Linked DNA regions of Mus musculus: region 1 is linked to region 2. The links are chromatin loops, found by intact Hi-C in ENCODE. Cell type or tissue: left cerebral cortex. All regions are shown on one strand. Links, peaks and the distances in the headings refer to the core of each region. The heading gives the core; the rest is flanking DNA. Region 1 overlaps Vps8 (VPS8 CORVET complex subunit). Region 2 overlaps Vps8 (VPS8 CORVET complex subunit).

Region 1 (8,334 bases), core at 60-8,059, 88 kb after region 2:
AAGCAGCTTTATAGTATACAACTTCAAAGACATTTCCTTAAAGACACATGTCCTTCTGACACTGGCTTGCTAGCTGCGGAGTAACAGCTGAACCATCGGAAACCCTGTGCTAAGTTTAACAATAAAACGAGCTCAGTGCCTGGGGTCTGAGTCTCTCCCCTGGATCAGGTTGCCTACCTCCAGCTTAAAAACCACACATTCCTATCACAGTTAAACTACTGCCATTTTAAGTTATCTCACAGGTTAATTTAATTCTAACTGACCTAGCAGAGAGCTACAGAAAAATACCAGATAGAAAAAAGACAGGGTTACAAATAGGTAGACTATCTGGGAATCGAGGTGGAATTCTTTATATTAACTACCTGGATCTAACTGGTTTTATTTGAGAATTTGAAAATTCTATTCCCATAGCCATCACCTCTTATCTTACAAGGCTCATAAATAGCTGAGCTGAGATGATTTATGTACTGTGCTCTGCATAGTACAAAGAATACTATAGATGCGACTTGCTTACGCTACATATAACTAGAGGATATTTTCACTCCAGCTTCTTGACCAAAGAATCTAAAAGGAAGTAGCCTCCTTTTTATGGGCTGATGAAAAGTGACAACCGAAATCCTCTGAAGAGCAGTGCCAACACAAAGGACAGGGGCTGGTCTGTCTCTGCACACGCTTACAGCAACAGCGTGGATCCTAAAATAAGTCTTTCCTGACTCTGAAGCTGGACTGGGACAGTCCTCAAATCATCTTTATGTGTCACCCATCATCCCAATCAATGCCACAGCAGAACATGGCATGGCCATAGTAACCAAATGAGCCTGGGAAGGACAGAGATTGCTGGCATGAATTACTTCTTAAGCTGTCTCTATTATTGCACACAATCATACTAATAAAGCAATCGTCACATTGAGCACTTCTCAAGTCTTGCAACCTGTATCCAAGCATCCAGGTTAGGCTTAACACTAGGACACATCGTTAATATTTCATTCACCGCTGGAGGACCAAACCCCATAATATAATACTAGTGCTACAACAAATGGCTCCATTAAACAAGTTATTTCAAATCCTACTCTAAAAATTTCAATTAGCTTAATATAGCACCAATCAATAGAAAGACATGCACTCTTTGAATGCTTACCTTCAATAAAATATCCACAATGCGCTGCTGGTATTCCACAGCTTGCTTATCATTTTTAAAGTCTTCAAAGGTCTAAATAGTGAAAGAAAAAACTTAAGTAACTGTTATTTGCTAATTTTAGGAGGAAACAAATTACTAGATCTCCTTGTCTTTAGCAGAACTGACTTTATTTCCTTTTATAAAATAACACCTAGATGATCATTAAAGCATTTGTGAAATAAAATGACAAATGTCCATATTCTAATTTTTAAGGAATATTATCTACTAATATTCTTCATTTCAGATACATTTTGTGAAGAAAATACGCATTCAGAACGTTATCCCCACCATACACACACACATATACATATGGGGAGGGGGTGTTATCCATGTGTACAGGTCCTTCAGAGACCAGAGCTACTAGGTCCTGGAGTTGGAGTTACAGGTGGTTGTTAGCCACCTGACATAGGTGTGAGAATTAAACTTGGGTCCTCTAGAAGAATAGTAAAAGCTCTTAACCACTGAGCCATCTCTCCAGCCCCCTTTCCTCTTCTTAAGACTATTTTATGTGTGAGTGTTTTGCCTATACACATGTATGTTTATCATATCTGCCTAGTACCAGTAGCAGCCAGAAAAGGACAGCAGATCTCCTGTAACAGGAGCCACAGATGGCTGTGAGCTGCCATATTGTTGCTAGGAATGGACCCCAAGGCCTCTGCAACAACGGTAAGTACTCATAACCACTGAGCCTACTCCAGCCCCAGTTATATCATTTAACACCTCATGACATTCCAAGACCTAAAAATGAATATGATATATATGTTGTTATTACATAAGCAAAGAGTTTGAGAGAGAAAGGAAGACAATGTTACAAGAACAAACAAGCAGCAAGGGGCTGTTGTGCTCACAGATTACCAACAGGGGAATCTCGAATGTCAAGCGCACATGGTTGTCCTGGAAGGACACACACTCAGAAGGACAAACACTGCATGCTTGCTTCCACATGCAGAACCACTGTGTGTGTGTGTGTGTGCACGCAAGTGTGTATTATAGATGCATGTTTGTGGGACATGGAGCTAGAAAGAGGGTCAAGGAGAGGTGGAAGAGAAGTGGGACACAGAGAAGAGTCGGGATACACGTGAGGGGACTTTCCTGGAGAAAGGAGAAGAGTTGGCTAGGAGGAGGACCATGGTGGAAAGGAACAAATGAAAACAAATGTATGTGCTTATGGTGATGCCCTGCAGAAACCACGGGCTTAATACACTAAGCTAAAAGTTAATTTACAATGTATCTTAATAAAAATAAAGAAAAATAATTATAGTAAAACTGCTGAAAGGCCAACATTTTTAAGCCTAATTACCAAAATGAGTTACCATATCCTTAAGACAATGCCAAACACTGCATTTAAATATTTTATATTATTGCTTAATGTGTTCTGAATAGAATATGTATCCAAAACATTGGATTCTGAATTCAAGTTCACACAGAATTACACACAAGGGACAGAAACTGAGTCACACCTAGGTGCTGATCGTGAGTGAGAAAGACCCCCAACACCTTCTTATAGTATGCATGCAGCAACTCCCCCATGCCCACAACCCGGGTAAGGAAAGTTAGATTAACATAGACACAGTGATTGCTATGCCCTTTACCTAGGAAAGGGACTGCATATTGTCCCAGGGGAATTTTAAAAGGATCTGCACCATCATGGGCTTTCAAGACTCTGTCAGTTCTACTCAAGCCAGAGGACTTGGTAGTCTTCACAAAGACCATGAATTTTCCCCACCTTCCCTTTCCTCTGGTTGGCATGCCCTTCCCTTCCTATTTCTGACTGGCACATGGCAGGTGCTTTTAAAACAACCACTGAAAACAAACAAAACAAAAACAGCCACTGAATTATCTAAATTATTTACACTGAAAAATACCCAGTGTTATCTCCACTAGTGTGCTCTGCAGTCAGCTAGATGAAATGAGTTGCCAAGGAGACCACAGGAAGGCTTACTAATCTGACAAGTTCAACCAGGAGATATTTTTGTACTTAGATGAGTTAAATATGAACCTGCCTGGAGACAAGAAGATGGGCAAGAACATTTCAGTTCTATCTTCTGGCTTATTAGAACATGAACACACACACAAATTCTCTCTCATCCCAGACTGCTCACATGAGATGTCACTGAAGATGCAGAAGGTACCATTTGCTACAGAAGTGCCATTCAACTAATATCCAAAGGTAGAGAGAATTAACAAGTGTTCTATAAATAGTGACAAAGGAAAGGGACTTTCCATAACCATTTTCTCCTGGCAGCATGCAGTCACTACTTTGAAACACACACTGAGAAAGTGTGTTTCTGTAAATCTAATGAAATGGAGACATAGGAGTGTGACTGTTACGATACAAAGTCAGGATAAGGTGGGGGGAAACAGCTGCCAGGCCAGCCCACCACTGCTGGATTATCACACCACAAAGAAATGGAGATCTGAAACTCAAGTTCAAAGTTATCTGGGAACCAGGACATAAACAATTAAAGATTATTAGGAGGTGTGGATGATATGATAGCAAGGTAAATCTTAACCCAAGGTCAACAAACATTCTATGTAAAAGGCCTGTGGGTAAACATGCCGCCCTTTGTAAGCTATATGTGCTCTCTATTATATATTCTTCTTTCTTCTTTTTTAACAACCCTAGTAATACAAACATTGTTAGTTTATGTAAGTCTGGAATTAAATGGGGCTAGACTTAGTCCTCAGACAACTGTTTGTAGGACCCTGCCCTATCACAGAAGCTCTCCAAATAAAATATTATAAAAAATAAAATAAAAAAAAAATAAAAAGAACCACTCCCATGCATGTTTAAAGGGCCAGCCAGAGTGAGAGCAACTGTGGGATCCCCAAAGTGCACGGAAACGGTAGCCGGCCTCTCCTGGGCTTATCACACCCGACGCCCTGTGAGCTCTCCTCCCTTCCTCCATGTGCAACTAAAGCCACCGTTTCTGAAGTCAGATGATCAGACTTAACCACTGCAGACTGTGATACAAAGATCCACACGACACTCAGCCCCTTAAAGAAGTTTACTCCGTTATATACTGTAACTTATACAAGCAGAGTGAGCACACAGAGACGGGCACCATCTCACAGAGGTAGTGCTGGCATGTAGGTGTGTTCCCTTCTCGTTTCATTTTCTTCCAATATTTCGTCTGTAAATGTGTTTCACATATTTGTGAACTGGATGATTTCACTAAACACCATACCATAAGCACTTTCCATCCTATCAAACCTAAACAAGAAAGCACAATAGAACACCCTTTAACTGGGAAGAGTGTTTACATTTTATGATTCCCCTAGATAATTATATACAACAGAAATCCCAGATCATCTGAATTTACCTCAGACTAAACATTTTAGGAAGGTGTTTTCAGTGGAGACCTTCCACAAACCCCTTCAGCTTCAGTTTACTCTACTGTGCTCACTACGTCTACCACAGACCCTTGTCCACACTGTAGACGCCAGGAGCGAGAGCATGGAATCAGAGACCACACCACCTGGCCAAAGGCTTTTTACAAAACAGAAATGTTCTTTTTTCATTCTTTCTTTCTTTCAGACAAGAGAGACAACAACAAGGGAGGGAATGGCTATAAGCAGGAACTAAGGGGCCCACCATCATGAAGCATTTCCACTCCTGACTTAGCTGCACTCACATATCTTTGGATCATTTGAAAATACCTTAGGAATCACAGCGTCCCTTACCAGTGCCAGCACATTCAGAAATTCTCTTGTGTCAAAATGTAGCAAAGTCCGAACATAAGGATAGACTTCTTCCTCGGAGGATGCTTCTACAGAATGCAGGCGAATCAGAAACTCAAAAACCTAGGGGTTAAAAGGTACATTATTGCCAGGCAGTGGTGGCTCACACCTTTAATCCTAGGACTTGGGAGGCAGAGGCAGGTAGATTTCTGAGTTGAGGCCAGCCTGGTCTATAGAGTGAGTTCCAGGGCAGCCAGGGCTACACAGAGAAACCCTGTCTCAAAAAAACCAAAAAGTACATTATTTTCTATGACCTTACATCTTTCTGGAACAAGAATTCCCGTGTGGAAAAAGCAAAGGCAGGCTGAATGCACTTTAAGCTGCCACCATGTTACACAAAGTCTCTCTTAAATCCCCAATGTTAAATCTCTTAAATCAAATGTTAAAGTTGGCAACAGTGTGGACTCTTGTCCTTACAGTAGAGCTATGTATAATGTTCAACAGTCTGTCTTCAGTCACTATGCTGCCTGGCTTATGACTACTTAACATAAGCTAGAGCCATTGAGAGAATGCTTCCATAAGGTCTGGCTGTAGGCAGTCTGCAGGGCAATGTTCTTAATTAGTGACTGATAGGGGAGGGGGCCCAATACCTGGACAGGTGGTGCTCGGTTCTATAAAAGCCAGTAAACAGCCTCTTCATCAGCTCCTGCCTTCAGGTTCCTGCCCTGACTCCCTGAGTGATGGACTAGGCTGTGTAGCTGTAAGCTATCCCATCCAAATTGCTTTTGTTGATGGTATTTATCAAAACAAAAGGAACTATAACTGAGACAGTCATATTAAGAAGTGCAGACAATAAAAATGCCATAAAAATAATACTCACCTGGTTTTTAACCAAGGGAACAAGATCTTCAGGAATGTCACCGAGAGGGTAGGCACGACCTGCCAGGCAACAGCTAGAAAAAAGGAAGAACAGATCTGATGCCTCGGTTTCTCCACCCTGAGATTCTACTAACATCATGACATAGACTCAACTTTTGTCAGGTCAGGTTCAAAACCAGACCACTACTGTTCTGCAGGTGGTTAAGCACAGATGAGGACAATGTACTGTGTATTTCAAAAGGTCGTGAGAAAGGTGTCAAAAAACAAGGGTAAAAAGGCTGCAGTGACTGGTCCAGAAAATAAGGTTCACAAATGAGGCTTAGGCCATGAAGGGGCCTCAATGCCCCTCAAGGCAGAAAGAGAACATTAGACAGAAATAATAACAATACGGTGATCTAAACAGGATAGGGTCTTAGAGGGAAGGAGAGGTTTCCCTTTTAAGCCTAAAGAGGAGTTCCATTAAAAGAAAGATGAAGAGGAGGAGAGAATGAGAGAGAAGAAGGCCTGCCATGCGCCCCCTGGGTAAAGTGCAGAAGCAGGGAACTGTCCCATGTCCCCTGCACTCTTTCCCAGCCTAGAACACAGCCTGCATTCCTGGAGATTTTCTGGCACCAAGGTAAACCAGATGGCTAAAGGTAGTGAAAGAACACAATCAATAAAAGCCACAGCAATGAAGCTCCATCAGAGCCCAGCTATCCTACTACAGCAAGCCCTGGATGGCTTTACATAGCTAAAGCACAAGAAAGTGACCTTAAGTCCAATGTTATGAAGATGATATGGTGTTTAAAGAGGAAATGAATAAATCTCTTAAAGAAATAAAGGAAAATACAATCAAACAGATGAAGGAAATGAATAAAACTGTTCAAGAACTAAACATAAAATGGAAACAATAAAGAAAACACAAACTGAGGGAATCCTGAGGATGGAAAACCAAGGTAAGAGAACAGGAATACAAGAGATGGAAGAGAGAATCTTGGGTGTGAGATATATGATAGGAGAAAATAACACACTGGTCAAAGAAAATGTTACATCTGAAAAGTTCCTTACAGGAAACATCCAGGAAATCTAGGACACTGTGAAAAGACAAAATCTAAGAATAATAGAAGGAGGAGAAGATTGCTAGCTCAAAGATACAGAAAACAAATATCATAGAAGATGATTTCCCTAAAAGAAAGAGATGTCTATAAACATGCAAAAAGCTTGCCAAACACCAATTAGATTGGAACAGAAAAAAACTCTTCAGCCATATATTGATCAAAACACTAAATGTACAAAACAAAGAAAGAAAATTAAAAACTACAAAGAATAAAAATGGCAAACTAAAAAAGAAAGACCTATCACACACACACACAAACACACACCCACTACCAACATCAAAATAACAGAAATTAATGATCATTCGTCATTAATCTCTCCCAACCATTAATGAACTCAATTCTCCAATAAAAAGACACAGGCTTACAGAATGAATGCAAAACCAGCATCCATCATTCTGGTAAATACAAGAAACACACCTCAGCCTCAAATACAAACATTTACCTAAGAGTAAAGGGCTGGAAAAATATTTTCCCAAGAAATCAAACCCAAGAAGCAAGATAGATTCGCCATTCTAATCCCTAAAAAATAGGTTTTCAACCAAAATTAATCAAAAGAGATGAAGAAGGGCACTTCATATTCATCAAAGAAAAAAATCCACCGAAATGACATCTCAATTCTGAACATGCACGTCCCAGATGTATGTCCCAGATGCAAGAGCACCCACATCTGTAAAAGAGGCATATTACTAAACCTTAAATCACACAATGAACCCCACACACTAACAATGGAGACAGCAACACCCCACTCTCACTAATGAACAAGTCATTCAGACAGAAAGTAACTGACTTCAGGAAAAAAATGGACCTAACATATCTACAGAACATTTCACCCAAACACAAAAAATTATATTTTCTTCTCAGAACATATAAAACTTTCTCTAAAACTAACCATATACTTGGTTAAAAGACAAGTCTCAAAAGATACAAGAAAATTGAAATAGTCCCCTGTATCTTATCAGATCACCATGGATTAAACTGGACTTCAGCAATAACAAAAACAACAGAAACTTACAAATGCATGGAAACCAAGTAACTCTCAACTCAATGACCACTGGGTCAAGGAAGAAATAAAGAAATTAAAGACTTTCTAGAATTCAATGAAACTTATGGGATACACTGAAAGCAATGCTAAGAGGAAAGTTCATAGCACTAACTAGGTGTCTTCATAAAAAAAAAAATTAGAGAGATCTCATACTATTGACTTAACAGCACAACTGGAAGCTCTAAAACAAAAAGAAGCAAACACACCCAAGAGAAGATGGCAGGAAATAATCAAACTCAGGGCTGAAAATAATAAATTAGAAACCAAGAGACAAAACAAAGAATCAATAAAACCAGAGTTGGTCTTTGAGTAAATCAACACGACAGATAAACCCTTACCCAACCTAACTAAAAAGCACAAAAAGAATATTCAAATTAATAAAACTATAAATGAAAAGGAGTTCATAACAAGAAATACAGAGGAACTCCAAAGAATCATTAGCTCTTACTTCAAAAACC
Region 2 (8,334 bases), core at 28-8,027:
TGCCTTTCAACTGACCATGGGTGGAAATGCCAATCGTCCACTAAGAAGCAGCTGCTGCAGATTGGGCTTCTGGGATCTGGATCCCCACGATCTCCCCCTAGACTTTCTTGTGCTTTTGTATTTAAGACATATACAACCTGCTCCCATTGCCTGCACTGAGCCCTGCTTACTCAGGTCTTCCTGGGACACATTCCCCCTTATTATTTGAGGCCAGATCAAGCTCTCCTTCCTCTGGGAAGCTTCCCTGCCTATCGTGGGACAGGCACCTACACTACATATGTGACAGAAAGATGAGCTGGTACATCTAGGCTTCAACTCAGGGGTGGTAACTGCTTTTAAGTAAGAGCTCACATTTCAGGAGTGGCCAGTTAACATGAATTCCCAATGGCAGCTTCCAAAGAGTCTTAATTGCTAAAATTAATGGCTTGTTAATCAGTATGGTAAATACTGGAAATAGGCTCTCATTGATAAAATCTATTCAAAATGTGTAGGTAAGGAAGAAGACTTGAGAAGTTGTACCCACTCTTGCATGGGGAAGGAATAAGTGTACGCCTGACCACTTTTTTCAAAATGAATCAGTAAAGGAAAAAAATAGAAAGAATGATACCAAGGGCCATGTGCATCCAGCCATGGGTGGGGAAGTTTCTTTTTTCTTATTTTGAGACAAGGTCTCACTATGTATCCCTGATTGGTCTGAAACTCACAACATAGACCAGGTTAGACTCAAGCTCATAAAGACCCGCCTGCCTCTGCCTCTGCCTCTGCCTCGAGTACTGGGATTAAAGATGCTACCGAGCCTTGGCAAGAAGTTTCTTTACATTAAATGGATTCGAAGAGTAGCAGATTCCTGCGTCTGAGGTGGTGCCTCTTTTCTGATGATAGTCAGATGTCTGAATTTCAGAGCTAAGGCATTGCAAAGTCTGAAAATAGGCTGCATCAATCTACTTCTAAATCAGCGTTTAATAAATTCTTAGCTATGTGGCAGCTAACAACATGAAGCAAGGCTGTAGAGGAGCAGTTAACCATTCCTCAGAGTTCTTCATTATACTTACAATCACAAAGAACATAAGGCTGCACCAGGCTGATCAGCCATTTGAAAACAAGGTCCCTTCTAAGCGCTAGCAGAGCATCCTATACATTTTACCCAGCATCATAAAGCTGTACAGTAATAGTGAGCTCATCTGTCTAGTGCTGAGATTTTTTAAAAAGATTTATTTATTTTATGTATATGAGTACACTATAGCTGTCTTCAGACACACCAGAAGAGGGCATTGGATCCCATTACAGGTGGTTGCTAGGAATTGAACTCAGGACCTCTGGAAGAGCAGTCAGTGCTCTTAACCTCTGAGCCTTCTCACCAGCCCTAGTGCTGAGATCCTTGAGAACAAAGACTGCAGTCTCATCTCTAGTCTAATTCTTAGCTCTGCATGTAGCATAAAGAAATACTTGATGACTGAATAATAATATGTAAGCAACATGATCGACTAAAAGGGGCCATGTTAAATAGCAGTGCTCACTACAGCCTAAGTACTTGCTATGCATCAAATACAGGTGTTTCATACCTAAACAGTAGTTCATTTAGTTTTTAAGGCAATTCTAAGATCATCACTATCTTACACAGGAAGAAAAAAAGAGGCTGCCCTTTCAGAGCCTTTGAGTTTTAAGCCTGGTCTTAGAATAAGCCTATGTTTTCAATCATCCTGTTGAAAGTATGTTGCATGGCTACCATTAAAGATCTTCTACAAACCAATTTTCTTCTGTATTCTAATTCTTTCATGTTTATTAAATGAGACTAATAAGACTCAGGCCCTACCTACTATGACTGGTTGGTGACTATACCCAAAGGTTCATGTAGGTCATGATAGCTGTGTTAGGAGTTGCTATGGAAGGTTGAGAAGAGGTCTAACAGGGATTTGAGTCCCAGGAACTATGGGGCCCTGGCTTCATCCTCTCTCTGCTTTCTGCTCATGCTATGAGCACCTGTTTCAAATGTGTTCCTGCCTCAACGAGTCACTTTTTCTTGCAGCCCACATCCATGAAGCTGCCATGATGCCAAACCCTCAGAAGACTCTCTTCTCCTCTCCTCTGTAGGTAACATTTCACTGTAGTGACCTGAAGCCGACTAAGTGCTCGAGGTAGTAGGGTGACTCTGAGAACTCATGCTCTACCCCTTGGTCTTACCTGCCATGATGCTTGGATAGAGCACAGAGCTATTCCTGCATAATGCGTTTCAGGACTTTTCAGATGTTGTATCTTGTTTCTATCCTTTTTCCATCTGAAAATGTCAGGGTTTACAAGCAGAGGAAAAGGACTGGAGTGTGACACACTGCTTTGAAGCTAAACTGGCAGTTAGTAAACAGAGCAGCAAGATGTCATTTTTATTTCATGAATACTTTGCTGAGTTCAATGCTAGCTAAAAAATTTTAAAGTGTGTGTGTGTGTGTGTGTATATGTGTGGGGGAGCGCAAACCAAAATAAACCAGCTCAACTATCAGAGAGAGAACAGTGACAAAGGGAGGCAGCAGAAGGCCAGGCTACCCATGGCTCTCAGCCAACAGCTGCAGCAGGACACAGAAGGGGCTGCCGTGGGTCTCTTAATGTCCCCTGAGCACTGCTCGGGTCCAAGACTCACAGAAGACAGGCCTAGTCCCGCATGTACTGACAACCCTTTATGTGGCATGTGCTGAAAAGCTCTATCTCTAGACAGTTTATTTTGGGCACAACTATCTGAAGAGAAACATGTCACTAAGAAAACCAGACAGCTTTCCCTCAAAATATTGTTTCATCTGCTACTGCCCTCGGACACGAGGCAGACTGTGGATGCTGACCCCACAATGCTTATAGTCTTAGTTGCCAGGAAACTGCTGGGCCTGAAATCCCACATGTGCTCTAGAAAGAGGCAAGGAATCCTAGCAACATATCAAAGCATCCAATGAGAAGAGGCCTGAGAATATTAATGTAAGTAAACACCACTGCTATGTAGAGAAGACTGACCTCAGAGGAGGCTGGGAGGGAGGAGGTAGTTCTGCGAACCACTTGATTTTAAGACTCACCTTCCTGGCGGGAGGATCCCCTTTGGACTGATGATACGAGGGCGACATTTTTACCTGGAAAAGGGGAAACATTTCAACAACTTCTTAGATATAAACTTTATTTGACCCACATTCCAAAAAATACAACTAAGTGAGTATAGCTGAGCTTAAAACAACAGCAACAAAACAAAACGAAAAACAAAATGACATGGCGAGAACTGTCCATGGCAATGTGAACATTGTGGGAGTGACCAACCAGTTTCTCACGGCATTCAAGGCCTGTTCTGCAGCAGGAAACACGTGTCTGGTGCTGTAACTGTGACTAAGAAGCCAGGGCCTTGGAGCTTAGAGGCCTGGCGGAGAACCCAACCGTGACTTCCTAGGTGGACATACCATCAAACTGCCCTCTACAGTCCTACCTCCTTACCCACACATCAGAACAGCTCTCAGGCCACATCACAGAAGGTTCTTTGTGCAGTGGATGGCTTGGCACAGAAACACATCACATCCAGTAGGACAGCTATATCACCACCCACCCAAGGCTGAGGGGCCATTTCAGAAGAAGAGACAGAAAAATGACAGGAGTCAGAGGCCAGGGAGACCCAGAGCAAAACTGTCTTCTGGACCCATCAGGACTGCTGCACTCATGATCTCACGGCTCCCTGCACAAGACCATCCCAGTCTGCATCCCTACATGGACTAGGGAGAGGCTCACCCTCCCACCCCCCGCCTAAAGAGAAGCTACCAATAGCTGATAGCTTCAGGAGGAAGAAGTGACAGGATTGTTTAAGGATGTGGTAAGTTGACCACATTCAAGTGGCTGGTCCCACAACCAGGAGTCTGTGGGCGGCATAAATTGGATTTGGTAGGTTATTTTTAAAGAGGAGGTAAAGGTGGGAGGGAGTGAAGAGGAGGGGTGGTAAGAATTAGGGGTGGGGATGAGTATATGATCAAAATACATCATATGCATATATGAATTTCTCAGAGAGTAAAAATATCACATTGAGTATGAACCAGACCTTGCTGTTGAGAAGTTGCCAAGCATTGGCTGGAAACCAGGCAGGAAACACGGCTGACAGTGAGTAAATGAAGGCGATTTATGAGTTAATTAGGTTGAATCAGGAAACTAATTCAAATTGTATCCAACACGAGCTAGAAATGGTCAAATGGCATAAAGAAACAAGAAACAAAACCGAAATATGAAATAAGACACGACAAAGAACCAAATTAAAGGCATAAGTTATCGGAATGTGACTATAACATCTCCCAGGAGAGAGTGGCTATCGGCTTGCTCGACAATGAATTCTTGAAGTTAGGCTCCTAAAACAATGCAATAGGAGCACACACAAGCTCTACATTGTAACTTCTGAGATGTGTAGGTGTGAACCTATGACTCAGAATCTCATGTTTGAGGTACGGAAGTCATAGCCTAACTTTTCATAGCACACAGAATAAGAGTAAGAGTACTGTATCTAAGCAACTCAAAGCTTCCCAGTGAGCATCCATATCCTTGCAGATTTTGAAAGCTGCATGCTAGTTTCCAGAGCCTGCATTAAGTACAGGTGCTGAAGAGCCAGCAAGGACCTCGCTAGCAGATGAATTCCCTACCTGTGGAGTGCTAAGGAATTCTAAAGAAATGTAAGCAGTAGATTCACAAGTGAGCAGTTGTTGGCCATGTCCCTTAATGGCTAAAACACTTGGGAAACTGGGCCCTGCATCTCATCTGGGCAGCACAATACAGCGGGCCCTGGTTGCAGGGAGGTTGCCAGGGAGCTGCCCCAAGGGTGTGAGAGCCAGGGGAGCCAGCAGGCTGACCCTCTCAGATAAGTCTTAGGCCCAGATCCAGGGCTTTGAATTGACACACCCTAACACTCAATGAACTGCTGGTGTGCATGAAGGGTCCAGTCCTATAGATCCAAAACTACAGACCTCTATGACCCAGGACAACAGCAGGACATCCAAGAAGTGTCCCAGTGAGGATCCAGAATTGATAGAGTAGCAGAAGCCAGAGCCACGTACCAGACCAAGGACTCATTACAATGAACATTTGCAAGCAAAGCAGCATGGGCAAAGGGTGTACTGTGAGACACACTGTGACACACTACAGCTTCCACAACAAGATTTTATTTTCCCTGTAACAGGGGAGGCTGCAAGGGTGGAAGGCAAATACAAGGGGAAGGGCAGATGAGTGGAACTGGGGTATATGATGAGAAATTCACACAGAACCAATAAAAAGTTTTTTGAAAAGTAAGCAGTTTTAGTTTACCAGACATATGGGATATATCTACAGTTATGTCTTAATGCTTACATATTTGTACTATTTTGTCAACTTGACACAAATGAGACATATCTAGGAAGAGGGAATCTCAAATGAGAAAATGTCTCCATAGGACTGGCCTGTAGACAAGCCTGTCAGGCATTTTCTTGGTTAATAGTTGATGGGAGAGGGCCCAGATTACTGTGGGTGGCACTTTACTCTGGTGGCCCGAGGTATAAGAAAGCAGGTTGTGGTACATTTACACAATGGAGTACTACTCAGCTATTAAAAAGAATGAATTTATGAAATTCCTAGGCAAATGGATGGACCTGGAGGGCATCATCCTGAGTGAGGTAACACAATCACAAAGGAACTCACACAATATGTACTCACTGATAAGTGGATATTAGCCCAAAACTTAGGATACCCAAGATAGAAGATAAAATTTGCTAATGCATGAAACTCAAGAAGAATGAAGACCAAAGTGTGGACACTGTGCCCCTTCTTAGAATTGGGAACAAAACACCCATGGAAGGAGTTACAGAGATAAAGTTTGGAGCTGTGATGAAAGGATGGACCATCTAGAGACTGCCATATCCAGGGATCCACCCCATAATCAGCTTCCAAACGCTGACACCATTGCATACACTAGTAAGATTTTGCTGAAAGGACCCAGATATAGCTGTCTCATGTGAGACTATGCCGGGGCCTAGCAAACACAGAAGTGGATGCTCACAGTCAGCTATTGGATGGATCACAGGGCTCCCAATGGAGGAGCTAGAGAAAGTACCCAAGGAGCTAAAGGGATCTGCAACCCTATAGGTGGAACAACATTATGAACTAACCAGTACCCCGGAGCTCTTGACTCTAGCTGCATATGTATCAAAAGATGGCCTAGTCGGCCATCACCGGAAAGAGAGGCCCATTGGACACACAAACTTTATATGCCCCAGTACAGGGGAACGCCAGGGCCAAAAAATTGGGAATGGGTGGGTAGGGAAGTGGGGGGGGGAGGGTATGGGGGACTTTTGGGATAGCATTGGAAATGTAATTGAGGAAAATATTTAATAAAAAACTATAAAAAAAAAAAAAAAGAAAGAAAGCAGGCTGAGCCAGGCGTAGTGGTGCAAACCTTTAATCCCAGCACTTGGGAGGCAGAGGCAGGCAAATTTCTGAGTTCGAGGCCAGCCTGGTCTACAGAGTGAGTTTCAGGACAGCCAGGTCTTCACAGAGAAACCCTGTCTCGAAAAAAACAACAACAAACAAACAAACAAACAAAAAAACAAAAAAAGAAAGAAAGAAATCAGGTTGAACACACCACGAGGGGCAAGCCACTGGGCAGCACTCCTCCATGGCTGCATTCCTGCCCTGCCTTCACTCAGTGCTGGACTGTGTGTGACCTGGGAGCTCTGGAAGGAAATAAGCCCCGTCCTCCCCAAGTTGCTTCTGGCAATGGTGATTTACCACAGCAACAGGGACGGCGACTAAGACAATCTTTTACTACTTCTATGTAGATGATTAAAAGAAGAGAAGTAATATGTAACATGCTGTAAAATTTTATGTGCCAAGTACCACCGAAGACTCATTTATGGGCATGATGTTATTTAATCTATACTACCTCTTCTAGTGTGGCTTCTGCTACTCATTTTAGAGATAAGAAAACTATGTATAGCTTTGAGGAAGATCATGTGCTCTGAAGCACTGACCTAGAAGATTCAAGTTGCCCATCTCTAGGATTGGGCTTTTAAATGGTACATTATCTAACACCTTGGCAGACAGCAAAACAGGAAGGCTCCCAGGAAAATGAACCTCTTAGAGCATGTTGTTAAGTTTTTAGGAAGAGATGGAAAAAGGTCACTAAATGGCAGGAAAGAGCCCTTTCTGTACTGATACCATGAGCGTGGAGTCACACCTATGATATCTGTCCTGAGGTGATTTGAATTCAATGACAGATGAGTTTTCTTAAACGCTCCGAACACAGAATCAGACCTACTAAGAATTATGAGTGCACTCCTGATTTCTTTTTTTTTTTCCATTTTTTATTAGGTATTTAACTCATTTACATTTCCAATGCTATACCAAAAGTCCCCCATATCCACCCACCCCCACTCCCCTGCCCACCCACTCCCCCTTTTTGGCCCTGGTATTCCCCTGTACTGGGGCATATAAAGTTTGCAAGTCCAATGGGCCTCTCTTTCCAGTGATGGCCGACTAGGCCATCTTTTGATATATATGCAGCTAGAGTCAAGAGCTCCGGGGTACTGGTTAGCTCATAATGTTGTTCCACCTATAGGGTTGCAGATCCCTTTAGCTCCTTGGCTACTTTCTCTAGCTCCTCCATTGGGAGCCCTATGATCCATCCATTAGCTGACTGTGAGCATCCACTTCTGTGTTTGCTGGGCCCCGGCATAGTCTCACAAGAGACAGCTACATCTGCGTCCTTTCAATAAAATCTTGCTAGTGTATGCAATGGTGTCAGCGTTTGGATGCTGATTATGGGGTGGATCCCTGGCTATGGCAGTCTCTACATGGTCCATCCTTTCATCTCAGCTCCAAACTCCGTCTCTGTAACTCCTTCCATGGGTGTTTTGTTCCCAAATCTAAGGAGGGGCATAGTGTCCACACTTCAGTCTTCATTCTCCTTGAGTTTCATGTGTTTAGCAAATTATATCTTATATCTTGGGTATCCTAGGTTTGGGGCTAATATCCACTTATCAGTGAATACATATTGTGTGAGTTTCTTTGTGAATGTGTTACCTCACTCAGGATGATGCCCTCCAGGTCCATCCATTTGGCGAGGAATTTCATAAATTCATTCTTTTTAATAGCTGAGTAGTACTCCATTGTGTAGATGTACCACATTTTCTGTATCCATTCCTCTGTTGAGGGGCATCTAGGTTCTTTCCAGCTTCTGGCTATTATAAATAAGGCTGCTATGAACATAGTGGAGCATGTGTCCTTCTTACCTGTTGGGGCATCTTCTCGATATATGCCCAGGAGAGGTATTGCTGGATCCTCCGGTAGTACTATGTCCAGTTTTCTGAG

Evidence for each region. A loop is a pair of places that touch in the nucleus more often than their neighbours do. Peaks named below come from ENCODE experiments on the same cell type or tissue, not always from the same donor. Only the 100,000 strongest peaks of a DNase experiment are listed, where the experiment ranks them.
Region 1: it touches region 2 in a loop (2.8-fold over the local background); 3 of 42 quality-filtered maps call a loop at or near these places.

Annotation. Positions count from the first base shown.
Region 1 is chr16:21,514,760-21,523,093 of GRCm38, reverse strand. Vps8 (VPS8 CORVET complex subunit) reads right to left here. Exons shown (of 47, transcript NM_001285893.1): 26 at 5,739-5,811; 27 at 4,862-4,981; 28 at 1,139-1,210. Among named protein-coding and RNA genes, the nearest start is that of Vps8, 96 kb to the right of the region's middle. In left cerebral cortex, for the core only: no CTCF peak of the experiment used is centred there; a DNase peak (open chromatin) is centred at 3,131; H3K27ac peaks cover 1,299 bases.
Region 2 is chr16:21,602,941-21,611,274 of GRCm38, reverse strand. It overlaps Vps8 (VPS8 CORVET complex subunit), which reads right to left. Exons shown (of 47, transcript NM_001285893.1): 45 at 3,054-3,107. Among named protein-coding and RNA genes, the nearest start is that of 2510009E07Rik, 88 kb to the left of the region's middle. In left cerebral cortex, for the core only: no CTCF peak of the experiment used is centred there; DNase peaks (open chromatin) are centred at 2,566, 2,629, 3,972 and 4,422; H3K27ac peaks cover 1,785 bases.